Linked DNA regions of Homo sapiens: region 2 is linked to region 1. The links are chromatin contacts, found by Hi-C or POLR2A ChIA-PET in ENCODE. All regions are on one chromosome and are shown on one strand. Each heading gives the region's core, a stretch centred on a gene start or an enhancer-like site at or near the end of the contact. The rest is flanking DNA. Distances are from core to core; before and after follow the strand shown. Region 1 overlaps RALY (RALY heterogeneous nuclear ribonucleoprotein). Region 2 overlaps RALY (RALY heterogeneous nuclear ribonucleoprotein).

Region 1 (7,565 bases), core at 3,066-5,565:
GGGAATGGCCTTAGCCATACAGAGCTGTGACAGTCCTTGGTATGTGGTGAGGCCAAGAGCCTCCTGTGGCTGCAGTGCCCCCCTAGTTGGTAGAGGACTCTGCTTATTGTCAGAGGGTGATGATTGTGAAGGGCCGTATGTGTCAGGCTTAGGGGCTGGGATTTGATTCTTTCATGGGGAGGAAATGCCCTGTGTGACAGGAGCTGCACCTGCTTTCTCTGAGTTCATCTTCAATCCCACAAGCTGATGATTGTACCAATATAATAGATGTGGAAACAGACACTAAAGGGTGCAGGGAGATAAGGTAGTAGTTGGTGGAGCCTGGATTTCAGCCCAGTGGTGTGTGGCTTCAAAGCCCACTCTCTGGCCACTGTTTACCATCTACTCTGCCCTACCTTAAAGGAAAGCCAGGCCACACCTGGCTGTGCCTACTACTCTCTGACCCATTCCCTTGGGGTGGCTTGGGTGGAGGAAGGTCTCAAACACTAGTGTTTCCAGGGAGGTGTCTGGATAGATGACACATTTATGCTGTAGTAAGATATCCCACCAGCAAAGGCTTCCAGAAGAGCTTTAGAAAATTGTACATATGCAGTCTTCTTTTGGAACTTCTTGGTTTGTTTTGCCTGGGATGCAAACAAACCTCCATATCCAGCCATCCTGCTACACCCCTTTGTGCCTGGTGCTTTCCAAAGCTTGTTAAAATAGTTCACAGGTGAGTTATATGGGCTCAGGTGAGGAAATGGAGGTTCAGAGAGCGGGTGAGACTTGCCCAAGGTTACATGGCCAGGAAATTATGAGGCCACAGCCAGAGTGCAAGAATCTCTCTGTCTCCAGACATCATTCCACCCTTTCTTCCCTACCCCTTTTATCAGCAACAGGGTCTCTTCCTCTCAGCCTTAGTCTCTTCTTTCTCTCTCTCTCTTTCTCAGCCTGACAGGAGCAATGGCCACCAGCAGGTGAAGGGCATCGCTGCCCCAGGCCTCAAGCCGGGCACCCAACCCTGGATGCCACCCCCCAGCGGGTACCAGAGGAAAGCTGGCAGCAGGCGCCTCCTCCCCCAACGCATCCCAGCCAGTGCCATGTCCTCTGCAGGTGGAGTTACTGGCCTACTCCTTCCCCATGAGCCCTCCCTGTCTGCACTGCCCAGGCCAGAGGGTAGAGCACAGGGGTTTCCCCATACTACCTCCCCTCCCCAGGACACTCCCAGGCTTGGGTTTTTTCTATAGGTTTGGCGGGGGGCCACAGGGAGGGGACCCTGACAATAAAGAGATTGGATCCCAACCTGTTCTGAGATGGGATGGTTTGTGTTTTCTCATGAAGATATCCCGGCCCCTCTGCCAACCAAAAAGCTGGTCTAGGGTGCCTAATACTGATCCATCTGGACCTTAGTGTCCTCAGTGGTGATTAAAATGGCCAGTGGGGCCACTGGGGAGGGTTGGATATGCTGGCCCATGAGCATCTTGCTGGCTGAAGTGTCAAGCAGTTGTGACCCACTTGGTTTACCCCATAGTAGGTCAAGACCTTATCTCTTTCCCCAGCTTCTAAGTCTGGTCTTTCCCAGCTCTTAAAAGGATTCTAGAGTCTGCCAGTCTCTACCTTCTCTCTTCTGGCTTAGGACACTATAATTTTTTCATTTGGACGTTGTCCTCCCACCAGCCTCCCAGTCTTCTGCCTCTGCCCTGTACCATCTCCCAGCAGCCACGCAGTCTTTCTGAAACGTATCCCTTCCCTGCCTAAAATCCCTTTACTGACTCTTCATCATCAGGACAAAACCCTACCTCCTGAATGTAGGGTGTAAGATCCTGCTTACTCCAGCCTCTCCTGTTTCTTGTCACCACCCCTTTCCTGCCCCTGACACAAACCCTACATCTCAGTCTCACAAAACACACAAGTTCTTCACACTCCGGGCAGGTTTGGTAGCAAGGAATAGAGCGTACTCCAGTGACAGCAATCAGTAGGAAGTTTGCATCCGGAGACACGCAGCCTGTCTGCCCCTGTCTTGGGCCACCCGTCTAGACATTTGTTCTCTAACAATCAGCCGGGTTCCTTCAAACGTGTGCTGCTTATACATGCTCATTGTGTACTGCTAATGTCACCTACTTCCCCCTTCATTCCCCACAATGAATGGATCCATTTTCCCCATGTTCAAGTTCCCAAGAGAGAATCGACTGCCACTGTAATTTTTTTTCCTAATCACTCATAGGTTACAAGTACCTACCCTGGTCCAGTGAACTGCGGGATTCATATGTGGCCACTTAGGCTGGTCTCGTTGGTATGGAGCTGTGGGAGGGCAGCACCCAGAAATAGGCTTTGTTCCAGGCCTGGCACGTACTCCTCCTGCTCCTACTTTCTCTACCTGGGAAATAGCCGCTCAGGACGAAGCTGCTGCTGTGGTGTCGCCACCTCTGAGAAGTCTCCCAGACCCTCCGACTGCTCTTTAATTGCCTGTTCTCTCCTCTGGAAGCCTTCCCCCAACACAGAAAAATTCAATCCCATCATCAAAAAGGGCTTTAGGTTTTCCCTCCATCTTTACGTGTTGATCAAAGTTTGCAGATCTGCTGGAATCCTTATTGAAAACTCCCCATTTCAAACCAACCCGGTCTACAGCCTCCAGGGAAGCTTCCTCCTGGGCTTTGGCTCCATGTTTTGGTAGAGGGTGGAGGCTTTGGGCAGTGCTCAAACTCCACCGGGAAGTCTCTCTCACTGAGCAGCCCTCCTGCCTGTCATCCTGGGCAGGCGAGCACTCTGAGGCCCCAGTGTAGCTCTGTGCTTTGATATTCCCAAGCTCTGCTGGGGCCTGACTAGGCCAGCCCCAAGGTGGCCAGAGTTCTGGCTTCATACCTGAGCCAAAAGCCCCAATCCATGCTTGGCCATTGCCTGAGTATTAGCTGCCCCAGGGGGATCACGGTCCCCATATATTTGCTTGCCATGGACCCTGGGCAGCAGGGAGAGAGTAGAGATTTGTCAAGAGCCCATGGTGGAGGCTGAGGCCCTGAGGCCATGAGATGCAGGCATGGGGTGAGAAACAGGCCCCTTGGAATTGGGCTGGGCCTTGGCCCAGCTTAGTCAAATCAAAAGGCTTCTATTTGGAGAGCTGAAGAGGGTGTACAGAGGAAGGGGCTAGGTCTGCAAGGAGTGCCTCATCTCCCTGAAGAGCTCTCAGTGGAACATACTTCACCCATCCATGTACCCACATCTTTCCTTGCCCAGAAGGCGAGAGCCAGCTATAACAGACCCATTTCAATACCCTGGCAAGTCATTACTGCCCTTAGCTCTTGGTGTCCCCATCTGTGAAACATGGGGGACAGCTGCTAGCCTGGATTGGAACTTGGGCAAAGTCCAAAGAATGGGATTTAGAGCTGAATGAACCTCACACTGAGGGCACAATAGCACTAGGCACTGCCCCCAGAGCCTAGTGCTATATGCCTGCTGCAGGTCCTACCCAAGCATGCTTTACTGAGGAACTCAACGTTTCAGAGCTTGAGGGTCAGGTTGATCATGGGCTTGTGACCATAGGCTTCCTTAGTATGCCAGGCTTGGAGAACCGTGAGAAAAGCAGGGAAGATACCTTCAAGGGTAGCAGGCATCAGCTCTACTCACCTTGGCCCATAAGGCTTTGCCTGGTCATGCTGGCACCGGGTCATATGCTGGACAGGGAGAACGAGAGTCCCATCCTGGAACTCCAGAAAAGCCCCTGGATGCTCCAGCCCCTGGGAAAGCACACAGCCAGGCCCTTGGGTGGGAGGTTGGCTTCTAACAGTGCATACACATGCCCTTCCTCTGAGTCGGGGCAGCAAAAACATCCATTCCGCTGCGCAACAGTTGTCATTTTTCTAACATCTGAAAACTCCAGAAGGAGATGGTGATAAATGTGGTACCGGATTCTGCCTAAAGGATCAGTCTTTAGATGTTTTCAGATTGAAAGCCTCATTTGTGATCCTCACAGCCATCTTGAAAGAATAGAGCAGCCAGTGGGTATACTGGATTGTGAGCTAAGAGGCCTGGGACTTTCCCCCTGTTGCTGCCAGCCAGGTTGATGACCCTGGGCAAGTCTTTTTCCTTACCAGGTCTCAGTTTCCTCAGCTGTAAAATGAGAGGTTGATCTGGATCAGGGATAGTAAATGGGCCTTTGTTCAGTTACTGACTGTTGTATAACAAACCACCCCCAAATTTAGTAGCCTTAATAAACATTTATTAGCTCCTGAGTGAGTGGCTTGGCAGTTTGGGCTGTGTTCAGTGTGGTGGTTCTTATCTCATCTGGGCCCTCGTGTGGCTGAAGTGAGCTGGCAGATCAGCTGGGGACTGGCTGGTCTCAGATGGCCTCGCCCGCCTGTCAGGTGGTTGGCTGGGCAACTGGGCCACACGTTCCAGCATCTAGCAGGCTGACCCAGGATTCTAGACATCATGGCTGAGTTCCAAAAACCGCAAGAGAAGACAAGCCCAGTATGCGAGTGCTCTTGAGGATATTGCTATGACGTATCTTTTGGCCAAAGTAAGTCACATGGCTAAGCCCAAATTCTTCTTAACAGGAGGAGCTTCAAAATATGGCCATATTTAAAAAATCTACCTCAGGACTCATTTCACTTGCCAACTCAGAACTTTTAGTAGCAGCTGCCTGGAGTGCCTTTTGAGGATCTGCAGCAATTTTCAGACTGTTTGGAAATACTGACATGATAGTTTGGCAGTTTCTCTTATGAGCATGGAATTCAAGTGTGGGCACGTGAGCGTCAGGTATTTGCCATCCCTGGCCAGGTTGACCCGTAAGGTCATAACCTGCCCCATAGGATGTTATATGCAGTAGGCCTGTCTGACAAGACCACAGAAATAGAGAAGGCAAAGCAGAGCAAAAGATTCTGAGCCAGGCATCCTTGGTTTTCATCCCAACCAGATCATTGATTGATTGAGGTTTTAGGCAAATCAAAATCCCTCCACCAGTAGCCAGATTCTTCATAATAAACTTCCTCCATAACAGTAAACCATTTCCTGAACACCTGCTGTTAAAAAGCACATTTTACATTTACTTAATCTCCACAACCACCCTCAGTAGGTGTAGTAAGGACTTCTGGTTACAAGTTACAGAAACTGAATTCAGTCCTGCTTAGTGGGAGGAAGTTTATTGGCTCACAAATTGTAAAGTCCAGGGATCTTCAGACATGGGGACTTGGGTTCAAAAGCTGCCATCGAGAATCCGGTTAGCCAGGCATGGTGACACGTGCCTGTAGTCCCCGCTACTTGGGGGACTACAGTGGGAGATCATTTGCACCTAGGAGGTTAATGCTGCGGTGAGCCATGATCCTGCCGCTGCACTCCAGCCTGGGTGACAAAGCGAGACCCCAACTCAAGGGGAAAAAATCTGGTTTTCGGGCAGGTTCCAAGAAGTGGTAGAGCATGGCCATAGGGCCTGTGAGAATAGAGGGACAGAGGGGAGAATCCCCAAAAGGAGAGCAAGGCTTGGCTAACAAAAACAGGCATCCACTGTGTGGTTATGTCTATTCTATAGATTTTGTAGATGAGGTTTAAAAGCATGGCCCCAAGTAAAGGTGGCATCTCTATCCTATCCTCGCCTTTATCTAAACTCTGTGACCGATCAATAGCATATGATGGTGGTGGTGCTCTGCCAGTCTCCCAGTCCCAGACTGAAGCACTAGCAGCTTCCACTTATTATCTCTTGGGACTCTAGCTCTTGGGACCCAACCACCATGCTGTGAAGCAGCCCAGGCCACACAGAGAGGCCACGTGTACATGTTCAGCTGACAGCAGTATCAAATGTCAGACATGAGAGAGGAAGGCTTCAAGATGACTCCAGCCCAGCCACCGTCTGAGAACAAAGTAAGAACTGCCTCACTGATGCCATTCAAAGCCCAGCACCATGAGAGATAATAAAACGTTGTTTGAAGATGCTAACTTTTGGAGTGATTTGTTGTATCAGTAGATAACCAGGACACAGGCCCACAGAGGTTCAGTAGCTTGCTGTGCTTCTCAGGGGGCTAGGTTAAGAGTATAGGTTTTGTTGCTGGGCGCGGTGGCTCACGCCTGTAATCCCAACACTTTGGGAGGCCAAGGCGGGCAGATCACGAGGTCAGGAGACCGAGACCATCCTGGCTAACACGGCGAAACCCCGTCTCTACTAAAAATACAAAAAAATTAGCCGGGTGTGGTGGCGGGCGCTTGTAGTCCCAGCTACTTGGGAGGCTGAGGCAGGAGAATGGTGTGAAGCTGGGAGGTGGAGCTTGCAGTGAGCCAAGATCGCGCCACTGCACTCCAGCCTGGGCGACAGAGCAAGACTCCGTCTCTTGCTGACTCTTACCCATATGCCTGCATCTGTCTACCCTCTTTTCTATGTACTTGCTCCCTGGATGACTTCATCCGTGGCTTCAGACTCCACTCATGGCTCCATAATCTTCACCTCTAACTCATTTTCCTCCCAAGAACACCAGGGGAGTAGGTACAGATGCCCATCTAATAACTGTACTTCGATGTCCACAAGGACCTGTCCAGCCCCCACTTGCCCGTGTCAACCTCCTCCACTGCTCCATTAATTTTTCCCTCTGTGTTAATTTTTCCCTGGTTATCTTAGGTCCTTTCTGTGTCTTAATTGGACTTTTGCAGTAACCTCTAACTAGGCTCCCTGCTGCTCTTCCTACTCGGCTATCCGTTTTATCACCATCCCATTGGGTAAGATCCACACCCCTTAGCATGACATCCTAAGATGTCCAAGATATGACTGACCCCTTCTCAACACCTCCCCTCCCGTAATCTGCCTCCTCCATGTCTCAAGCCACGTGGAATAAATTGTGGAAAGACCTGTGCTGTCTGGCTTGTGCCTTTACACATGCTGTTATCTCTACCTCAAATGCTGTCTTCCCCCACTGGCTAACCCTTGTTATCCTTTATAACAGCTCAGAAGTTGCCTGCTCAAAGACACTTTCTTGGCCTGAATTAGAACTGCCCTCTCACGTGCTACTTCCATCACAGATCTTACCATCTATTATATTATTACATACACACACACACACACACACACACATAAAATGTATTTTGAGATCAGGGTCTCACCCAGGTTGGAATGCAGTGGCACAATCTCTCGGCTCACTGCAACCTCTGTCTCCCAGGCTCAAGCAGTCCTCCCACCCCAGCCTCCTGAGTAGCTGAGACAACAGGCATGTGCCACCATACCTGCCTAATTTTTTTGTATTTTTGGTACAGATGGGGTTTCACCATGTTGCCCAGGCTGGTCTTGAATTCCTGAGCTCAGGAAATTCTGATCCTGAAATTCCAGCCCAATAAAAGGAAAATAGTTCTATGTGCCAGGCAGGCCTGGGTTAAACATACTATCTTACCATTACCTCTTTAAAGTGGACATTTTCCCACTTTACAGCTGAGAATACAGGATAATAATCAGTGGCATTTGGGGACTGCCAATGTGGACTGTTCAAAGACCATGCTCAGCATTATCAAGAATGAGCAAGCACTTGCCATTAGGGTACTGACTTAACAAACTATGGCATAATGTGGATGGACTCTTAAGTAGTCTTTTAAAATTATGAAGCCTGTAATAACTTGGA
Region 2 (6,678 bases), core at 833-3,332, 58 kb before region 1:
TCAGCCACTTTTTGGGACTTGGGATTTCTTCTCTAAGCCTCCAGCTTCATAGCATAGCATTTTTTCCCCCAAAGTTCCCCTCTCTTTTCAATCTAGAATATTAGTATATGCTCAAAGATCATTTGCTTGAAATTCACTACCTTCACCTGTGAGGAGAGTAGTCGTATCTGTTTTTATTGGTAGAGTTCCAGGAACTGGCAGTCAGTCTGACTGCTAGAGTGGAACAGACCCCGTCAGCAAGGCATGATGTCTCCAGGATGGGCTGTGTAGTTCAGTACAGACAAACTTTTGGCCCTGGGAATCCAAGATACAGTAGAGGAAGAAGGGCCAGGCACTAGTCTAGGCAGTTTACGTAATTTTTTCCCCTCATTTATCTTCACTATTCTGAGGTAGGTGATTTAATCACCATTTTACAAATGTGAGGACTTAAGTTTTAGAGAGTATCATTTGGTAGACAGTGACTGACTCATTGTGGATACAGGAAAACAACTGAATATTTCTTGCTCCCAAGTAGGGAAGAGTGGTAGAAGAGACAGGCAAGTGAACGGTGGTCAAAGCACCAAGGATACCCAGTTTTGGTGGGAGAGCCATGGCTTAAACCTAGGTCTATCTGCTAATTGTTTCTACTATATGCTGCCTTCCTTACAGAGGGGTGGAGAGAGCAGCAAACCCAAGTGGACATCCAGGCTGGCAAGCAGTCTCTGGACAATGGCCATTGGTGGGGAGGCCTGTCCTTGGATTTTGAGTTGGGCTTTAGTTCGAGGGGGTGGGGGTCTGAAGTCTTAAGCGGGTGACTAAGGCAGGGGCTCTCATGTGGAGCTAACCCCATTTATAGAATAAAGCACCTAATTTTGTGCACTCTAGAAAGTGAAGCCTTATGGTCAGCACTGATCATATGCTGGAGTATCACAAGAGCCCCACAGTCAGTCTATGGTATAATAGGGCCAGAACCAGTCTCCTTATTCCCAATCAGGCCACCTCTCACCTCACTCAGACTTAATACAGTATAGAATAACTTTGGAGGGGACCTCAGTGTGGAGGCTGGAACTGCAAATTTCAAGCTTACATATCAGTTTTTGAATAGGTATTCAAAAACCAATGACAGGCTGGGTGTGGTGGCTCACGCCTGTAATCCCAGCACTTTGGGAGTCCAAGGCGGGCGGATCACCTGAGATTATCAGGAGTTCGAGACCAGCCTGGCCAACATGGTCTGAGTGAGGTGAGAGGTGGCCTGATTGGGAATAAGGAGACTGGTTCTGGCCCTGCCACTGACTTCCCTCTGTGACTTTGGACAGATTCCCCTCCCTGCTCTGGTCTTACCTCCCTTTTTATAAAATGGTTGAGCCCTTCCAACTCTGGTCTCATCAGGGGCATGAAAGCCATTTTCTACACAGTCTCAGTTGCACAGAGCAGTGTCTGGTCGGAGCTTTGGTGTGTTGGTTACTGATTATAAAGCTTTAGATTCTCACTTCCAGCTCAAGAGGGGGAAGGGGAACCATCCAACTGTCTCATTAGCATGGAGAAAAGAAAACAGTAATTACTCGTGCCTCCCTTGATAATTCCTGCAGGGTTGGATCTTCTAGGGAAGGAGGAGGGGAAAACTAGAGATAGCTTCAGCTGAGAAAGGAGAAATGCTGTTAGCTGCCCAGAAAATGCAGAGGCAAGAATGATTGTCTTGCACATCTGTTGTATTCTGTGGACGTTCCTCCAGGCAGCTTGGAGACTGCCTAGATTGAGTTTCATCTATTTATGGCATGCATTATGTTCTCATACGTGAACATGGGTTGGGCTCAAGACCCCTAATGTCACCTGTCATTAAGAAACCAGCTGTCCTCTAGGGCCTACTTTTTGATACACTGGGCATCCTGACACCTGTCTTTGTTTGGGAGTATGGGAGGGTTTTACTGACCCATTTTGTGTCCTGGCTGCATTTTTTATTATGTTGTGAGGTCATTTTTTTTACCCCCACAGCAACACAGCCAGTAGTTTTATTATGCCTGGGCATAGGCAACCATACAGTAGAGCCAGTCACAAGAGTCAAGGTCAGGTATCCTTGTGAGGGGAGGAGTCTGGGAGAACTGCAAGACCATGGGGTTTAGTAAAGGCTGGGATAAGCAAGCCTTACAGAAGGGTTGAGGCAGTTTTGAGGCTGAGGGGTTAGGGGGAGCTGGAACCCAACTGTCAAATAGATTGGCAAGTTGGCTTGTGGGACAAGGGCTATTTGCCCTGTGCCTTTGCCCTGTGCCAGTCTTTTACTCCCTGTGTGTGGTCGGTTGTGAGCCCTGAAGTGCTGACTCTAGCAGAAATGCGTTGGAGGCTGCCTTCAGGGGAGCCCTGCCTGAGGGAGCCTGGAGCCATTAGGCTGAGATTATCTCCCGTGGCTGCTCACTGGTGCCTTGGTTGCCACCCCAGAGGCCTAGAGAACGCAGCTTCCCTTTCTCTTCCTCTCTCCTGAGGAAGATAACCCTTCAGCAACACGTCTCTCTCTCTCTCTCTTTTTTTTTTTTAAGACAATCTCAGTCTGTTGCCCAGGCTGGAGTGCAGTAGTGCAAACACAGCTCACTGCATCCTCCGCTGCCCGGGTTCAAGTTTTTCTGCCTCAGCCTCTGGAGTAGCTGGGACTACAGGCATGCACCACCACACCACACCCAGCTAATTTTTGTATTTTTAGTAGAGACGGAGTTTAGCCGTGTTAGCTAGGCTGGTGTCGAACTCCTGACCTCAGGTGATCCGCCCACCTCAGCTTCCCAAAGTGCTGGGATAACAGGCGTGAGCCACCTCACCTGGCCCAACACCTTTCGGTCAGTCTTCCTGCAGGCCCTGGAGCTTGCTTATTCTAAACAACAAGAGTTCTGTAGGGACATGCTATTTTAAAAAAAAAAAAAAAAATTGTTTTACAAATGTAGGAGATTATTTCCTCTGTTAAAATCGTCTTCGGTCCCCAGGGAATGCTCCCTTTCTCTTGTCCCAGACCGTTTGCTTGATTCCCCACCCTTTGATGTCCACACCCAGGCTTCCCATAATTTTCACTCTTCATTCACTTCCTGGCTCCTTTCCCTAGCTTCCAGCAGTAGATTCCTGGTTGTTTTTTTTTTTTTTTTTTTTTTGTGGGGGGTGGGGATAAGGAAGGTTTTTCAACAAAGCTTTCATGATGGGGAGCTACTGGAGAAAGGTCCAGAGGATGTCAGTAACCCCTTAGCCACAAGGAACGATATACTCCCAAGGCTTGTTAGCCTGGAGTAATGCTGGTAGAGGAGGAAGCTGTGACAAGAGGAAGAACCTGCTTGTCTTCTGACCTCTGCAGGCTTCAGCTTAAACCTGGCAGAGGTTGGGCTGGGGCAGGGCAATAGTGAGGGCTGAGGGTTGGAGCCCTGAGCAACTTGTCGATAAGTGTTTCACTTTACCTCCTATTGACACATTTAGTTTGGAGTTTGGACAAGCAAACTCCCTTCATTTAACATTTACAAAGAGGAATTCCTGCTGCTTCTCTTTTAAATAAAAGTCCTTGGTTCTGGTATCGGAAGGAAAAAGATCTTTTCCAAAGTCTAGACCTCAGACATTTTATTTATTTATTTATTTATTTATTTATTTATTTATTTATTTATTGAGGCGGAGTCTCGCTCTGTCGCCCATGCTGGAGTGCAGTGGCGTGTTCTCGGCTCACTGCAAGCTCCGCCTCCCGGGTTCACGCCATTCTCCTGCCTCAGCCTCCTGAGTAGCTGGGACTACAGGCGCCCGCCAGCCATGCCCAGCTAATTTTTTTTTTTTTGTATTTTTAGTAGAGACGGGGTTTCACCGTGTTAGCCAGGATGGTCTCTATCTCCTGATCTCGTGATCCGCCCGCCTTGGCCTCTAAACCTGAGACATTTTAAACCTGCTCAGGTGTCTCCTTCCTTACCTGTTCTCCCTTCACCCCTTTCCCATCCTCTTTTCTCTGCTCCCTGCCTTTGCACTCCTTACATCTCCCTTGACTTGTGAAAACAAGAATGGGAAAAGGACACCTTAAGCCAACAGATTAGTAGATATTCGGTTGATATTCATACTGGGGCTGAGACTCTGAATATGGAGCTTGAGATTTTGGACTTCTAGTCCTCAGAATAAGAGTTGCCGGGCAGGTTTTGTTTATTCCTTTATTTACTCACAGATACTTAGGCTGACACAGAGCCTGGCAGGTAGTTCGTAAGACCCTAATCCTACATGACCCAAGACCCATATGACAGTTCATAAGACCCTAATCCTGCCATAAGGTCACAATCTTACGGAGAAGACATAGCAGCAGTGAGCACACAACCCCCACTCCCTCCACATCCCCCGTTCAATGATTGAATTTTGAGGTTAGAAAGAACTTTAGTTTTTCTGGTCTTCTTTCATGTTGCTGTGTAATAAGTAAGGCAGATCATGAGAGTACACAGGCTCTGGAGTAAAGTAAAGCAGACCTGGGTTCAAATGCTAGCTTTGTTGCTTACTAGCTGTTTGACCTTGAATGGCACACTTAGCCTCACCTGTCTTCAGTTACCTTGGTTGTAAAATGGACATGTCATCACCTACTTCACAGGGTATCATAAGGATTAACAGTTTAACACCCAGCCGTGTGCCTGAGGCATAGTAGCAGCCCATGTCTTTCTGTCACCTTGCATCAAGGCCTGGCTTAAATCTTTGCTTCTTCTGTGAAGCTTCTGAGACAAACCCAGGTCAGACTGATTTGTTTCTTCACTTCCACAATACATAACATTCTTTGAACTGTTAGATCCTGCCTATTATTAGTAATTTTTTGTGGGACATCATAGTCCCATCCTGAATGCCAAGTGCCTAAGGATAAGGACTGTTCTCAATCATCTGTGCATCCTCCATAACCCCTTATTCAGAGCTGTTTACACAGCAAAGCCAACCAGTACAGCTAGTATCAGGAAATATTTTTTGACTAATTAGATAGAAGGTTCATGTATGTACTCTGTTATTCAGCTTACAAGAAGAACCATAAAAGACCTGGCTGGGACTCTCCCATCCTAACTCTGCCCTTTTCCTCACCTGTTACCACATTGATAAAAACATGTGATTATAAAATCCTTGTGTTGGCAGTATAGGAATTCCCATTTTGCAGATGGGGAATCTGAGATGCAGATTAGAACTCAGGTCTCTTATTGGGAGGTAGATCCAGACTAAGTAGGAGGAATAGAAACAGAAATCTTATAACTGGCTGGGCGTGGTGGCTCACACCTGTGATCCCAGCACTTTGGGAGGCCAAGGCAAGCAGATAACTTGAGGTCAGGAGACTAGCCTGGCCAACATGGTGAAACTCCGTCTCCACTAAAAACACAAAAATTAGCCAGACGTGGTGGCACGTGCCTGTAATCCTAGCTACTTGAGTGGCTGAGACAGGAGAATCGCTTGAAACCAGGAGGCGGAGGTTGCAGTGAGCTGAGATTGCACTACTGCACTCCAGCCTGGGCAACAGAGCAAGACCCTATCTTAAAAAAAAAAAAAAAGAAATCTTATAACTGACTAGGTCTCCATTCTTCAGAAGTAGTAGGAATTTCTACAAGGAAGAAGGGGAACAGGGGTACTGTATTCCTGAGGCCTTAGCTGATGGTGAGTGCAGAAATGAATATACCCACAAGCCGGAGATGTTTCAAGAACTTGGCAGATTTGGGAGGCCGAGGCGGGCGGATCATGAGGTCAGGAGATCGAGACCATCCTGGCTAACACGGTGAAACCCCGTCTGTACTAAAAATACAAAAAATTAGCCAGGCGTGGTGGCAGGCACCTGTAGTCCCAGCTACTCAGGAGGCTGAGGCAGGAGAATGGTGTGAACCCGGGAGGCGGAGCTTGCAGTGAGCCTAGATCGTGTCACTGCACTCCAGCATGGGTGACAGAGCGAGAGACTCCATCTCAAAAAAAAAAAAAAAAAAAAAAAAAAAAACATGGCAGAGAGAGTGGCAAGAAAAGGGTTCAGGATTACGTCATAGATTCACTAGGCCTTGAAAATTAAGAAGGGTTTGAATGTGTGTAAATGAAGAAGGGCAATTCCAGTGAGACAACAGTGTGGACCAAAAATATGAGAGCTGGAAAGCCCACGGTAGAAGTAAGGCGGATGATGACCAGATACTGGCATACCTAAGAGCAAGGCTGAGGTGACTGGGAGCCATGACTTTTTTTGAGCAGGGAAGTGTCATTAGGACCATTAGTCTGGCTGTGTGGGTCTAATGGATTGGAATAGGAGGGGTAGGGGAGACTAGTGAAACAGAGACCAGGGAAGAGACTCCTGTAAGTCTGCCTTTGTAATGTCAGTAAGTTTCAAGAAATATGCCAGCAGTGCAAGCAAGAGATAATGTGATCCTGAACCAAGAGGAAGTTGACATAGTAGGGAATAAAGAATTCTTTGAGAGGCCAAGGCAGGTGGATCACCTGAGGTTGGGAGCTTGAGACCAGCCTGACTAACATGAAGAAACCCCGTCTTTACTAAAAATACAAAATTAGCTGGGCATGGTGGCCGGCACCTGTAATCGCAGCTACTCAGGAGACTGAGGCAGGAGAATCGCTTGAACCCGGGGGGCCGGGGGTTGCAGTGAGCCAAGATCGCGCCAGGATATTCCAGCCTGGGTGACAGAGTGAGACTCTGTTGCAAAACATAAAGAAAGGAAGAAAGGAGGGAGGGAGGGAGGAAAGGGAGGGAGGGAG

The links. A loop is a pair of places that touch in the nucleus more often than their neighbours do. ChIA-PET counts read pairs that join two places held with the same protein, here RNA polymerase II (POLR2A). Pooled maps may share reads with other maps.
Region 2: POLR2A ChIA-PET joins it to region 1 with 25 read pairs in PC-9. The contact joins two enhancer-like sites. A Hi-C loop is called at or near these places in 1 of 168 maps with a recorded cell type or tissue (CD8-positive, alpha-beta T cell), 1 of 37 single-sample maps with no recorded cell type and 1 of 50 pooled maps. POLR2A ChIA-PET finds 5 or more read pairs at or near these places in 8 of 52 experiments (A549, H1, PC-9 and 4 more).

What each region holds. Positions count from the first base shown.
Region 1 is chr20:34,078,981-34,086,545 of GRCh38, forward strand. RALY (RALY heterogeneous nuclear ribonucleoprotein) reads left to right here. Exons shown (of 10, transcript NM_016732.3): 10 at 930-5,904. Among named protein-coding and RNA genes, the nearest start is that of EIF2S2, 29 kb to the right of the region's middle. Within about 2 kb of position 4,316, at least 20 of the 41 ENCODE cell types and tissues checked have a DNase peak (open chromatin) inside an H3K27ac peak, as active enhancers do.
Region 2 is chr20:34,022,815-34,029,492 of GRCh38, forward strand. The region is part of intron 1 of RALY (RALY heterogeneous nuclear ribonucleoprotein); the gene reads left to right. Among named protein-coding and RNA genes, the nearest start is that of MIR4755, 23 kb to the right of the region's middle. RefSeq lists a silencer at 2,249-2,543. Within about 2 kb of position 2,083, at least 5 of the 41 ENCODE cell types and tissues checked have a DNase peak (open chromatin) inside an H3K27ac peak, as active enhancers do.